Regions from separate parts of the Homo sapiens genome. Here region 1 is linked to region 2. Evidence: read pairs that join two places in POLR2A ChIA-PET (ENCODE). Cell type or tissue: PC-9. All regions are shown on one strand. Links, peaks and the distances in the headings refer to the core of each region. The heading gives the core; the rest is flanking DNA.

Region 1 (2,918 bases), core at 116-2,615, 800 kb after region 2:
GCCCACTTCGGCCTTCCACAGTGCTGGGATTACGGGCATGAGCCACCATGCCCGGCCGATCTCCTTTAGATTTATATCCAAAAATGAGATTGTTGGATTATATAGTAGTTCTGTTTTTAAAGGAACTTTCGTATTGTTTTTCATAATCTCTGTGCCAATTTACATTCCCGCTAACAAGGGATCCCTTTTTTCCACATGATTTTGACTTTTTGATAACAGTCACAAATTTAAGGTAGTATCTCATTGTGAGGGAGAGGAAAGTGGGGGTGGGGGAGTAATTTTTTTTTTCTTTTTTTAAAGAGATAGGGTCTTCCTATGTTGCCTAGGCTGGCCTTGAACCCCTGGGCTCAACTGATCCTCCTATCTCAGTCTCCTAAGTAGCTGGCACTATAGGTACGCACCACCACCACTGAACCCAGCTTCACTGTGGTCTTTTGATTTGTATTTCTTTGATGATTAGGGACACTGCACATGTTTTCATATACCTGGGTCATTTGTATGTCTTCTATGGAAAATGTCTATTCAGGTCCTGGGCTCATTTTTTAATCGGGTTTTCTGCTATTGAGTTGTATGAGTTCCTTACATATTTTGGATAATTAACCTTTTATCATATATGGGGTTTACAAATATTTTCTCCCATTCTGTGAGTTGCCTTTTCTTTTGTTGTCTCCTTTGCTGTGCAGAAACTTTTTGGTTTGATATAGATACAATTTTGTTTAATTTTGCTTTTGCTGCCTGTGCTTTTAGTGTCATACATAAAAAGTCATTGCAAGACCAGTGTCACGGAGCTTTTCTAATATGTTTTCTTCTGAGTTTTAAGGTCTCAGGTTTTATGTTTAAATCTTTAATCTGTTTTGAGTTCATTTTTGTGTCTCATGTAAAATAACAATCTAATTTTATTTATCCATTCAGCAGTTGATGAACATTTCAGTCATTTCTACCTTTTGACTATTATAATTAATGCTGCCATAAACATTCATATACACATTTTTGTGTAAACACAGGTTTTCATTTTTCTTTGGTATATATCTAAAAGTGGAATTGCTGGGTCATATGGTAACTCTGTGTTTAGCCTTTTGAGGAACTGCCAATATTTCCACCAGTGGTGCATGAGGGTTCCAAGTTCTCCACATCCTTGTCAACACTTGGTATTATGTCTTCTTGATTATAGACATCCTAGTGGGTGTTAAGATAAAGCTCACATGGTTATGCCACTGTCTGATGGCTAAGATTAGCATCTTTTCAAGTGCTTATTAAAACTCCTTGCTTTGTGTATATGTGTTTTCATAAAGTGGAGGTAAGGTCCTGAGTTCATAAAAACTAAGGTGGTGTTCATAAAATACTAAGGTGGTGAAATTACAGTTAGCTTGTTACTTTTTGGAACTTAGCTGAGGAGACCTTCACATATACTAAGGACTCATCACTCTTGTTTATATTACAATAGATCTTATTCTTCCTAGAAGATGGGTAGTTCACTAAAGACAGCACCCATGTTTTCTTCATCTTTGTATTGGTCACATTGCTTCACAGGATACGTATAGTAGGCAGCCTCAATGAATGCTGGTTAAATAAGTAAGTTTAACATCTGATGTCATATTACCTTTATAATGCCTCCCTAAGATATACAATGGAAGAATACTATTCAACCCTCTTTGGAAAAATGATAAGCATATACAATTATGCGCTGAATTGGTAGGGCCATTTGAAAACTCCAAATTTTCCAATCCCAAGTTTAGTTCTCAGTGTGCCTTTGACTAGGCCAGAGATTTTTCATGTTTAGATGATCTAAGTTTTAAAACATTAACATCTATAATAAAACAATATCTTTATTTTTATTTATGAACATAATGGTAGATCATTTATTTTAAACAAATAATAAGATATCTCATTAGGGTATGATAAAGCCTAACTTAATTTATTAATTGTAAAATAAGCATTCAGTGGAATCTTTTGTTCTTTTCAAGTATAAAAGGCACAACTGGGAATAACCTTATTTCTATAATCCTACAGTATGGGCTATGAATATAGGCTCTGGTATTAGAGGACCTGAGTTCCAGCCCAAATCTGTCACTTATCAGCCAGGTGAATTTTAGCCAATTATTTAACCTCTCTAACCTTGAGTTCCTGCATTTTTCAAATGGATAACAGAATTTAACTCAGAAGGCTACTGAGAGAACTAAATATGTAATGTATTACTATGTGGTAAGCTATTATTATTCAAGGAAATATTGTAAATATGTCCAATATGGAATCAATTTTCAAATAAAAAATTATTTAAACAATACTAAGCCACTAGGATTAGTCTAAATGCCTTAGCTTAGAGAGGAACCAGGAAATAGGGATAGGAAAAATATATTATAGCTTTTGAATTATATATTATTTGTATGTACTATATACTTAAAATAATCAACTAAGTTTAATTATTAACTATTAAGAGAAATACCTTATTATAAGAAAACTATTTCTACATTATAAGTTGTAAGGAGAAATTATATAACCTAATAACAGGGGCTTCTAAAATGAAGCATATATGCCTACTAGAAATTATGTTAGTCTATATGTTAAAATTAAACCAAGTTGGTTTATAAGGAAAATCTGTGATTATTTCAAATTGAGACAATAATTTAAACATTAAAATAACATAAAATGATTTAACATTAGATATTTAATTATATGTGATATCCCTAGAATGTTTGCTTGATTTATCGTATATTATAAAATGTATATTCAGGAAAATATTTGCTGATTTAACTAATCATTTTCAATATAAAGGTGAACTTTCTTTTGGAAGCCAAGACAGATTATAATCCATTAATATATCTTTCAACAAAAAGGATGAAATCTTCCACTGGGTAGGCTGATAAACTCTTTTGTGTCAAAACTAAGCCTCTTTATCATGATAACCCAGAATAATGGTC
Region 2 (2,918 bases), core at 107-2,606:
GTCTTGAACTCCTGACCTCAGGTGATTCACCCGCCTCGGCCTCCCAATGTACTTGGATTACAGGTGTGAGCCACCATGCCCAGCCAACGATCCAATATTAAACATCTGCAGGGCTTCGCTGTATAGCTCAGAGATATGAGCCCCCCTGCCCCCCATGTCTCCCAGAGCCTCTTGTCAGTCTGGACTTTTTCCTCGGGTGAGTGTACCCCTGGGGCAGCAATGCCAGGGAGCTTTATTAAGCCAGGACACAAACAGCTTTGCCTGGAGAGAAAGCCCCTAGCCTGAGCCACTGGGGGCAGGAAGCAGAGACTGGGCCTCTGGGTTGGAGTCCACAGGAGGGATCCAGATGAAGTTCTTGGGAAGAGAGAAAGAGAAATAAGGTCTCCTGACTGGCCATAGACCCCAGACAGGAGTCTCCCCTCTCTGGGCCTCTGGGAACTGGATTAAATCAGAGGTCACAGCTCATATGCCAGCAGCATAAAGACCAATATAGAAAATGAGTGAAGTTGTTTGGGTGTGAGGCAGCAGGGAGTGGTGGGGGCTGGGGCAGGGGTCCTTAACCCATCTGAGGTGGGGGGTGGGGGGTGGGGCACCAGGCAGCCCCAGCAGACCTGCTCCGCAGCTAAGTGGGCCCCATGTAGGCAAATCTTTCACTGTTTCAAAAGGAATAGAAATTAAATCTGAATTCTTTGTGAAATCTGACTGTTTAGTGTTGGCTCCATTGAAACAAATAAAACCCTGAGCAAGGCAAATAAAAATCTGTCCCCAGGCCAGCTCAGGGGCTGCCAAATGCAAACAAGAGCTGAGAGGTCCCCCGAGCAGGGCAGGCTGCACCCTGCAGTCCACGGCTGCATTTCCCTGCATTTCTGCAGGGAGGGCATAGGCTGAGCGTGGGGGTGGCATGGAGGAAAGGGGCAAGTGGCTGGGAGTGTGTCCCTCCTGGGAGGCAGGTGCTCAGGGAGGCGAGCCTGACCACTCAGCACCTCCCTGCTGGGCTCAGGATGGCAGTGGGGGTTGGGCAGAGGCAGGGAGTCTGCCCTGCAATCTTCAGCCACACCCTGGCTCCCTGAACTTCAAGTTCTTCCTCTGAGAAACAGACGGAGTCTTTGGCTTCCCAGAGCTGATGGGAGGCAAGATGGGAAACCCTGAACTCTTAGGAATTGAGCAAGAATGGATCTGCAGAGGCCCTGGGGCCAGCCAGACCTGAAGGCAGCTCCTGCGTGAGGCAGCACCCCCGCCCCCCTGCCCTGAGGAGATCCTGCCCAGTGGTGTAGGTGGGGTTAGAGTGTTACTGTGGCTTTGGGGTCACTGTGGAGCATGTGGGACCTGTTAGATTGGATTGTTCATCCTGACCTTTCACTCATCCACCTGTAATAGGATTACACAGGTGGCCTTGCAGGGCCACCCCACAGAGCGGGTAGAACACACTCACTTACCCTGATACTACAGGCTTGGCCAAGTGAGTGGCTTTGGCCAATGGAACTTCAGCAGACTTGGCACGGGCAGGGGCTTTCAACGCACCTGTGTGGTGCACCTCTCGTGCTTGTGCTGCCCACCAGGCAAGAGCATCCCCAGGTCTCTGCTGCTTCCCAAATGATCTGGACCCACAACTTGAAGCAAAACCATGCCAGCTGACTCCTGAACCAGGAGAGAGAAAGTAAATGATTATTTTGGAAGCCACTGAGGTCCAGGGCTGTTACAGCACTGTTGCAACAGAAACCTGTTTCTCAGGCCCAGGAGAACACAGGCTTCCTCAAGCCCGCTTCAGCTTGCTGCCCGGAAGCGCCCACTCCACCTGGTCATCCACTGTCCCAGAAGTCCCTGTGACCCTGGCCCTGGGGCAAATAGAGAGACTCCTACTGGAGTGGGACCCCCAAGCTTGGATCCTACAAAACTGGAGCCAGCCCCTACACCCTGCCCGTGGGACTTTGGATAAGTCACTTCTCCGCCAGGGCCTCACCTGCAGAATGTGGGGATCTCATCTCACCCACAGGGAGATCCAGAGGGGCCATGAGACCCCACGGGCCTGCCATAGGGTGAGGGTGGGCTGCCCAGGGCTGGCAATTGGGTTTCTCAGGGAGGGGAGGGACTGGCTTGCCATAAATCTGTCTGCAAGGGGACTGGGCAAACTCACTCCTGAGGAAATGGAGGCCTCACTCATGCAGGGCACGATTCCAAAGTTCATTGTGGAATCTGCCACTCTAGCCTGAAGAAAAAGCAAACAGGGTTATCCAGCACCAACTCTAAACCATCCCTGTGGGCATGAGCCACACTGCCTGGGGACTGGAATAAGTTAGGACAGCTCTGAGCCTTAACTAAAAGGATATGTATACAGTTAATCATTCCTTAAACACAAAGGGCTCCATTTTCTCCTAGAACAGAGTGTGGAGGTAGATGCTGCTGATGTTGGTTCAAGGGCTTGACAATGTCTTTGAGAACCAATAAACCGTATTTCCTCTTGCCATCCTCACTGGTGTTTTTTGTTTGTTTGTTGTTAATCCTTAACTTTGTTGCCTCATGGCCACAAAATGGCTGCTATGGCTGCAAGCATTTCATCTTTATACAACTCCATTCAAGGTAAGAAGAGACTAAGCAGGAAAAGAGGATTTCTTATTATCAGAAAGAAAAATGTCCTGAGAAGCCCCCCTTTATCTGTGGCCAGGAACGAACCACACAGTCACCCCTAGCAACTATGTGGGTAAGAAAGTAGTATCCTGGGAAAAGGACTAGGATGGTTATGGCAGCCTGAGACTGATCATAGTTCCCCCACAGAGTTGCACATGTTGCTGCTTAAACAATATCAGGCCCATGTTGGCAAGGCAGGAGGAGGAATGGCTCCGAGCTGAACAGTAACAGTGTGGGCTGGAGGTCCAGGACTCCAGTGAGTTCTATCAATGGGAGTGGACCGGGCAGGGCTT

What was found. Peaks named below come from ENCODE experiments on the same cell type or tissue, not always from the same donor. Only the 100,000 strongest peaks of a DNase experiment are listed, where the experiment ranks them.
Region 1: POLR2A ChIA-PET joins it to region 2 with 6 read pairs; 1 of 35 experiments calls an interaction of 5 or more read pairs at or near these places.

What each region holds. Positions count from the first base shown.
Region 1 is chr10:74,439,503-74,442,420 of GRCh38, reverse strand. All of the region lies in intron 6 of ADK (adenosine kinase), which reads right to left. Among named protein-coding and RNA genes, the nearest start is that of ADK-AS1, 88 kb to the left of the region's middle. In PC-9, for the core only: no CTCF peak of the experiment used is centred there; no DNase peak of the experiment used is centred there.
Region 2 is chr10:75,243,955-75,246,872 of GRCh38, reverse strand. No RefSeq gene overlaps it. Among named protein-coding and RNA genes, the nearest start is that of COMTD1, 9.5 kb to the right of the region's middle. In PC-9, for the core only: no CTCF peak of the experiment used is centred there; DNase peaks (open chromatin) are centred at 1,332 and 2,212; H3K4me3 peaks cover 554 bases; H3K27ac peaks cover 2,500 bases.